Regions from separate parts of the Homo sapiens genome. Here region 2 is linked to region 1. Evidence: chromatin contacts called from ENCODE Hi-C or POLR2A ChIA-PET data. All regions are on one chromosome and are shown on one strand. The core of a region is the stretch at or near the end of the contact, and the rest is flanking DNA. Distances in the headings are between cores, read along the strand shown. Region 1 has its middle 79 kb from the start of ABHD5. Region 2 overlaps LOC107986081 (a long non-coding RNA gene).

Region 1 (3,849 bases), core at 417-2,916:
TGCTGCTTAGGCAATTCTTTGACTCCTCTGTCCCAAGTGTATCTGCCTGTAAAGTGGGCACAATAACCATTGCTTCACAGGATAAACGCCAACAGGGTGGGCTAACTATGCAAATACATGACAGATGCCTCCTACAGCTGCCCACACTTCTTCTCCCCACCTACCTGCTGGCTTTAGTCCTTCCTTGTGCTCTCAGTGGCTGCTGCTGTCTGACCAGCCCCCTGCTGCCCCCCTGCCTGCTCCTGTGTGAGGGCACTTTGGGGCCAGATGCCATGCAAGATGACACGGAGGAGGCAAGGCAAAGCTGGCCCTCAAGGGTCCACCCTGGGGTCCTGATTCCAGGCCTTCTCAGGTTCCACTCTCCCCTCCTCTGTACACAGACCACTCTCCTGCTCTCTTCGTTAAGGTGTTTAACCTTCCAAAGCCTCAATATACTTGTGTGTAATAAAAAGAAAAGAAATAACAGGTTCAAGAAACCAGACAGCAGCGTGAGGATAGAGGTGACAGCCTTCACTGTTGGAAGCATCTTTTCTTGGCTCTGAGCGGTAAAGCAATGCACCCAGGGTCACAAAGACAGAGGTGGCAGCCAGGATTTTAGCCCAAGTGGCCTGACGCCAAAGTCTTGTCTCCCTCTCAATGCAGCTGTGTAGTGGGGCTAGACCCCAGTCTTCTCCATCTTCTCCCCTGATGTCCAATCTAAGCACAAGCAAGGGGCTTGCTGTGGAACCACAGCTTCAGACAAGCCCCAGCCACACCCACCTCCACTGAACGGCCACCTCTTCCTGCCACTTTGATGCAGAGATAGGAGCTGTGCCAACGCAGAGCTGCCCACAGTGGAGAGGGAGTGGAGGGTGGAGCTGATGCTCGTCTCTCAGGACTGCTTTCCCAGTGCCAATATCTAGGTCACCCTCCTGATCCCCAGTGTGATGACTCACCACTCGCCTCTGTCACAGCCTGATAAAGAACTCGAGCCATTAAGAAATGGAACAAATTACTAAATGGGAGGCACAAGAGAAACCCAGGATTAAATTAGTTCATTATTCATAAATCATAAATGACTCTTCCTCTCACTGATGCTTGTCTCTGTCTACCTACTGGCCTTGCAAGAGCAACAGACTTCTATAGGCAGGAGGTCAGAGACACAGGAGGCCCAGGCTGAGGGCCCCAGGGTTGGCAGCCACCTTTAGGCAAAACGGCTGGGCTGGCCTCGGCCCGTTGCCTCTGAGCTGCTCTCTGGACTGCAGGGTCTTGGAACTGAGTCGCCGGGTTTGTAGGGCGAACACTGCAGTGCCTGCTCCATGGCCTGCTGTGCCATGGAAAGGTTCTGATACCTGAGGTGTCTAGTATGGTTGAGACACAGTTGTTGTGTGGGCCGGGTTGCCTCTGTGAAGTATGTCACCTCTGTGCACCGGATCATCTCTGTGGAGTGTGTCCCTGAGGGCCATATCACCTTTGTGAAGCATACCACCTCTGTGGAGCATGTCACCTCTGTGGGCCAGGTCACCTCTGTGGAGTGTGTCACCTCTGTGGCCTGTGTCACCTCTGTGGAGTGTGTCACCTCTGTGGTCTGTGTCACCTCTGTGGCTTGTGTCACCTCTGTGGGCCATGTCACCTTTGTGGGCCAGGTCACCTCTGTGGAGTATGTCACCTCTGTGGAGCATGTGACCCCTGTGGGTCATGTCACCTCTTTGTGGGCCATGTCCCCTTTGTGGGCTGTGTCACCCATTGGGGAGTGTCACCTCCTCAGAGCATATGACATTTCAGGGCATATGTCATTCCTGGAATGTGCCTCCTCTCTGACGGGCGTGTCTCATGACCGAGAGTTCCTTGATGCTTTTCTGTCCTGGCTGGAAAAAGGAGCAGCCTGGGCCCCTCCCGGGGCCTGCCGTGCTTGGAATGGAGCCAGGACGGAGAGGGACCAGCCAACCCAGTGCCAAGGACGCCAGGGCATCTGTTCCCCAGCCCGGAAGGAGATCCCGCCCCGCTCTCAGTCAGGCCCCGCCCTGCAGGTCTGCAAGCCTCCTCCAAGGAAGGCGGAAGGAGCCGGGGCCGTGTCTCAGGGAGCCCGAGAGGCGGAGCCCGGGAGGAGGCCTGAGTGGGCTGGGGAGGGAACGAACCCTACCAGGATACTGGAAAGGGACACGAGAGAGAGGAGCCGCCCCCTGCTGGTCACAGCTGGGAAAGGCGCTGCAATCAAACTCAGTCCCAGGGCACGGTGCCAAGGGAGGCGGAGGAACTGCAGTGGTTCCCGATGGACATCTTGTTGCTCTTAGTGTCACCCCAGCGCATGCATGATTCCTAAGCTATGGGTCAGGGAGTCCCAAACAAACAGCAGTGTTATTCTGGAACTACTTGGATGAGGGTATTTTCCTAACTAGAGCTTACTGGGATTGTGCAAGTGGCAGGGACTACTCTCTAGGTCACCCGACGTAAGGGGCCAGTTGTATTTGAAGGGTGAGCCAAGACTAGAACAGAGGTGAAGGGAGGTGAAAAGGTGACCAAACAGCTGGGTGCTGCAAAGTGCCTGACAGCAGGAGGTGGACACAGGTTCTTATGTAACAGCAGTAAGTGCCATATGCTAACAGCCTGCCATGTGCCAGCTGTACCCAGGGTCTCTGAACCTAGCAGTGTCCCTATGCACATCTCACAGGTGAGGAAAATGAGATCTAGTAAGTGACAAGTGTCTAAGCCAGGATTTTAATCCAGGTCTGAAGAACTTCAGAATCCATGTTTTATTCATGTCACTTCTGAATTTGGGCCCATTAGCAGGGCCAATGTGCTGGCATCTTAGCAGCAGCTAAAGCAGGCATCTGCAGCCCCCTCTTGGTCTTGCCACACAGTCCTGGCTACACTGACATTCTAATTGGGAGGAAGGTCAGATTTCTCCATTCTCCATATCCAAATTCATCTTGTCCACTTTGATTCTTGGATTTGATCACTTCCCACCCCACCTCTTACTTAACTGTTCCCTGGGCAAAATTCCAGCCTTAGCCAGAAGGGCACTGTTCCTACTAAAGTCAGAAGTCAGAACTTCCTCCCTTCAGCCTCTCCAAGCTCCTTCACAGCCGGCTCCTAGACTCAGCCTGCTGCTGACATGCACAGACAGTGCCCTGGCCCGTCACTGAAGCTCCCTGGGATCCCACAACCCATCTGACTCGACACTGATTTTTACAGCTTTGCAAATAGTTGCCTTAGTTCCCTTCCCCTGAATGCATTATAAAGTTAAAGGGAGAAAAAGAAGTCTTTAAAAAATCCCCCAGCTATCTTAATTAACATGCAGAATGCTTTTCTGGCAGTGCACAGGCTGTGATAAAACGGGAAGCTTCTTAACACAACATATATTTAATCTGTGGCATTCGCTTCCACATGAAATTCAATCAGATATTTTAAGGGAGTTAACAAGGGCTCTCAGATCGAACTGTGAATAAATGCAGGTGTGATAAATACACTCAAGCTACTGAGATGTTTTATCAAATGATAAAGGTGTTGAGTGGGGTGGGGTTGAAGGACAAACCTTAATTCTAATTCTGTACGTTGTCAAAGAGGGTAGGAGAATTTATTAGACAATGCCAGGGCGATCTAATGACCCATTGCCTCTGAAAAATCAATTAAACTTGCTCATTTGTTCTGTTTTTCCAGGAATCTTTAATTCAAGTCTGCCGTATGCCAGGCACGAGGGAGGCAGTGACCAACCAATAACGCAGTTCCAGTCTCTGCCCTCAGCCCCAGCTCTGCCTGATGAAACTCACAATCTAATAGGGAAAGGTGGATAATAAACAAGTAAACAAATGCAAATGATAATTTCCAATTGGGTTAAGTAACAGAGTAAATGAGAGGGTGTTCAGGTAA
Region 2 (3,849 bases), core at 939-3,438, 100 kb before region 1:
TGCTTCCTGTTCTGGGCTCTGTCATACCCCCCTTCATTACTCCCCAGCCTCAATCAGATTCCATGACACACAACAGCATCCTGTTAGCAGTGCTTGGGGGAATGAAGACAGAGGGTGGTGACTACATGAGAGGGAAGGACAAAAAGAGGGGGCAGCAGCCCAGGTGGGGAGAAACAGGGGGCAGGCTTCAGGGAGTTTGAGACAAACTCCCTTTTCTCAAAAAGAAAGGGAAAGAGGAGCAACGAAATACAGGGAGGCTAGCCAAGGGGAAGACACAGGCAATGATAATTGTCATGTACTCTTTTCTGAGCAACAGCTCCCTCACATAGAGCAGGAATCCCGTGGCTCTTTAAGGAGGAGGTATAAGACACTGATTCTGAATCGACCCTACAAGGGCTGGGGTGGCAGGCATTCCAGGCAGATCTTAGATGATGAGGCTTAGAGAGGCCCAAGGTTACGCAGCTCAAACATGAAAGAGACGGGGTTGGAACGTGGCTCCACCTGACTTCCAAGGGCAGCATGTCTCTTATTGCACCACAAGGCTGCCCGTGATGCTGTTGCCTCCAGCTCTGGCAGGGCAACATGGAGTCCTGACCCACAAACAGTCCTGTCCTTCTCTTATCACTGCTGAAGCTCCAGGACTCAGCCATTATGAAATCCAACCAAGCTTCTGGTGGTGAGTGCCTCATTACCCTGTAATCCCCGTTTATAACAGAGGTTTTCTTCCCTGGAGAACATGGGCTGAGGATCCTTGGACATGAGAACCAGAAGTGCTGGCTAGTTCTGTCTCTCCCTGGAAACGTGGCCATCTCTTGGGAGTTTGCTTCCTGCAAGTCAGTCCCGGCACCTATCACCTTTGGGTGTTGTACCAGTTGCTGCTTTGCTCTGCCCAAGCTCCTTGGATCCCCTTCACCATTTTTGTGCCCATAGACACCTCTTGTGCTTTCTCCTTAACAGCCAGCATCTGAGGACAGCTCTCAGGCTGCTGAAACCCACTTTGCCTGTGTGCATGGAGAGCTGGAAATGCCTGGGATGTGCCTCTTCCTGGGGCTACCTGTGACTAATGACTGATCAATCCCCAGCTTCCCCCACCCCCAGACACTCTGAGGTGTCACCTGCCCTATCTCCAGAGCTCACCTGGGGGAAACAGCCAAAGTTACCCTCCAGGCAGGATGTCACACTCCTGCTTCTTGGTCCTACTTTCCCACTTGCCTACCCGTTTTTCCAGGGAACAATTGCTAATAAATCTTTTTCAAATGAATTGCTTCCAGATGAATCCTCATCTCAGGGTTGGCTTTGGGGAACTCAAACTAAGACAGTTATATTAACAAATCTAATTGCTGAGCCTCCAAAGCTGAGAACCAGCAGACTGGTTCCATGGGCTGAATTTGGCCAGCAGTTGTATTTTGTTCAGCATGCCTCCTCATCCCTCCTGATCTCTTCTCAAAGCAAACACTCTGTTTGCCATGTGGAAATAAAATTCTTGACCTTGGCTAATAGAGTGCTTATCAACTGTGTTGATCCTTCACAAAGAAAAGCAATGCATGTGGCCACCACATAGCAAGTGCTTCAAGAGCCACTAGTATCTCCTGCAAACTTTGCAATTACCTGTGAGAAAGAAGCTAACATCGTCTGATTTTAACTGATGAGGATTCTGATTCATAAGGGCTTGTTTACCCAGTTTCATATCTGGGGGCCAGCAGAGATGGGGTTTGAACTGAGGCAATTTGACTCCAAAAGACATGTTCTAACCACTGTGTCACATAGAGACCCGGGAAACCCACGCCTGCCCTCCTGGCCCCCAATCAAGGCCATCTCATAACTGGTGGGATTTTCACCTGGTTTTTGAAACTTCGATTTGGTTTTTGCTTGTCTCTTTCCCTATTATTTACTTTCTTTCTTTCAACAGCTTAGGGCTTGATTTGGGTAGGCACAAGAATAAAAAATGATTGAGGACGATGTATTTTTGGAGGAATTTGTATCTTTCTGTAAAAGAAAAGACTAAGCATCTACATATATTTAAATTCTCAAATTGCAAAGTGGCAGTTCCTGGGACCCAGAAATTCCACAGAATTTCTAAGGCTGCTTCCAGAAACTGGACCTTTATGTGCATGGGGCTGTGGGTGAACCAGAGCAAGTCGTCAGGAGAGGAAATCTGCCCCCCTCCCCACCTTGTGCCACTCCTCCTCCAACAAGCTGTCAACTCTGCAGTGGAGAACAGTGCCAGCCTGCAGGCTTTCTGTTCCCAGAGCTCAGGGGATGACTCAGTTACTGAGGTATTTCCTTTTTTCATAAGCCTACCATGCAGAGATTTTCAAATTATTTCCCTGAAATGTTTCTCCCCTCACCTTTGCTGCATGCCTTGTCTCCAGAAGGCACAATTTTCAATAGATTCTTCCTAACAACGTACCAGCCAGCATCTATTAGGCTCTTCTTAGATGCCAGACACCCAGCTCAGCATTTCATATCTGTCAGCCCAGCGCTCCCTCACAGCCACACTGGAAGGTCTGCATACTAGGCTTCCCATTTTCTGGATGAGGAAAAGGAGGCCCAGAGAGTTTGCCCAAGGCCATTTTGTCCAGAAGTAGCAGAGGTGGAGCTCAAACCCTTGCCAGTTTGCTCAAACCCTTTAACCACTCTGCTATACTGCCCCATTACTATTAAAATATTCTTTTTATCCATGGTAGATTGTATTACTTGTCTGAAATCGTTGCTACCCTCCTATCCCTTGATATGACTTTCCCGTGGGCAGATCCTCTACCCTTAACTTTGGCTTTGGCCATATGGCTTGCTTTGGCCAATGGAAAGAGGATGGAAGTTAGAGTGTGTCATTCTGAGCTGAGGCCCTAGGCAGATAGCACGTTCCTGCCAGTCCTCTTGGCATTTCCACTCTCTGCCACAAGAAAAGCACATTCCTGAAGCCAGCTTGAGCCCCAGCAGAAAGCTGGGACAGCTCACTCTACCTGTGGGACAGTCTTGGTCCCAACCTGATGCCCTGAGTGAGCCCCTCTCATCTAAACTTGGCTGAGTCCAGCCAAGACCAGCCAAAGCACAGCCAACCAGCACATGGTGGGTACAAAATCAGTGGTTGCTGTAAGCTACTGAGCTATCAGGGCTGTTTGTTATGGGTCATTTTTGCAGCAAACCTCTCATCAATATATGTATTATCATTCTAGTCTAGCCAGTGCCACATGGACCGGCTCTCAGCATCATGGTGGTGGAGTGCAGGATCACACTCTCAGGGAATGAATGGGTCTGTGAAATCATCTGACCCGGCTCCCCTTCCTAGCCTTCATCCCTCCCTGCCTCCTAAGGCAGACCTCTTCTTCTCTGGACACTCTGAAAGGAAGTCTTCCCTAGGTTGAACTTTGAAAGTCTGTGTTCAGCCAACAATTCATGATTCCTGCCTCTTCTTCATAAGATTGGCACCTGAGTCCCTCACAACCTTTGTCACTCTCTTACAAGCACACTTCTGCTTGTCAATGTCCCTCCTAAGCTACGGGTAGGGCCACTTGCTGGTTTGCTCTCATATCCCTGCCGTGTCCTGTTTCCCATTCTTCTCTGCATCGTAGAGGGGTGAGCCCTGCGAATGAGTGTCCTGGAGTTCTTGCTCACTGGCTTGCAGATAGGTGTGGCTATCAAAAGGCTCTGGGGAGAGATTGGGAGAGGAGAGACAGGGAGGAGCCAGGGTACTTCTCCCCACTATCCCTGCTCCAGGTAGTGTTTCTGGCAATGGCTGAATGTTCTCCATGGGTCCAGCTCCTTCTGTCAACAGGCCTCCCACTGTATCCTCTCCTTCCAAGTCCTATCTAGTGGCCCCTAGAACCCAAGTTTGGGAGTATCCCCTCC

The links. Hi-C counts contacts between places; a loop is a spot of excess contacts on that map. ChIA-PET counts read pairs that join two places held with the same protein, here RNA polymerase II (POLR2A). Pooled maps may share reads with other maps.
Region 2: a map of PC-9 shows a loop between it and region 1 (5-fold over the local background). The contact joins two enhancer-like sites. A Hi-C loop is called at or near these places in 9 of 168 maps with a recorded cell type or tissue (MCF 10A, PC-3, PC-9 and 5 more) and 10 of 50 pooled maps. POLR2A ChIA-PET finds 5 or more read pairs at or near these places in 4 of 52 experiments (A673, AG04449, AG04450 and 1 more).

What each region holds. Positions count from the first base shown.
Region 1 is chr3:43,767,933-43,771,781 of GRCh38, reverse strand. No RefSeq gene overlaps it. Among named protein-coding and RNA genes, the nearest start is that of ABHD5, 79 kb to the right of the region's middle. RefSeq lists an enhancer at 818-1,317 and a silencer at 2,076-2,255. Within about 2 kb of position 1,666, at least 24 of the 41 ENCODE cell types and tissues checked have a DNase peak (open chromatin) inside an H3K27ac peak, as active enhancers do; they include PC-9, where a contact is called at or near this core.
Region 2 is chr3:43,868,695-43,872,543 of GRCh38, reverse strand. The region is part of intron 1 of LOC107986081 (a long non-coding RNA gene); the gene reads left to right. Among named protein-coding and RNA genes, the nearest start is that of ABHD5, 180 kb to the right of the region's middle. Within about 2 kb of position 2,188, at least 8 of the 41 ENCODE cell types and tissues checked have a DNase peak (open chromatin) inside an H3K27ac peak, as active enhancers do; they include PC-9, where a contact is called at or near this core.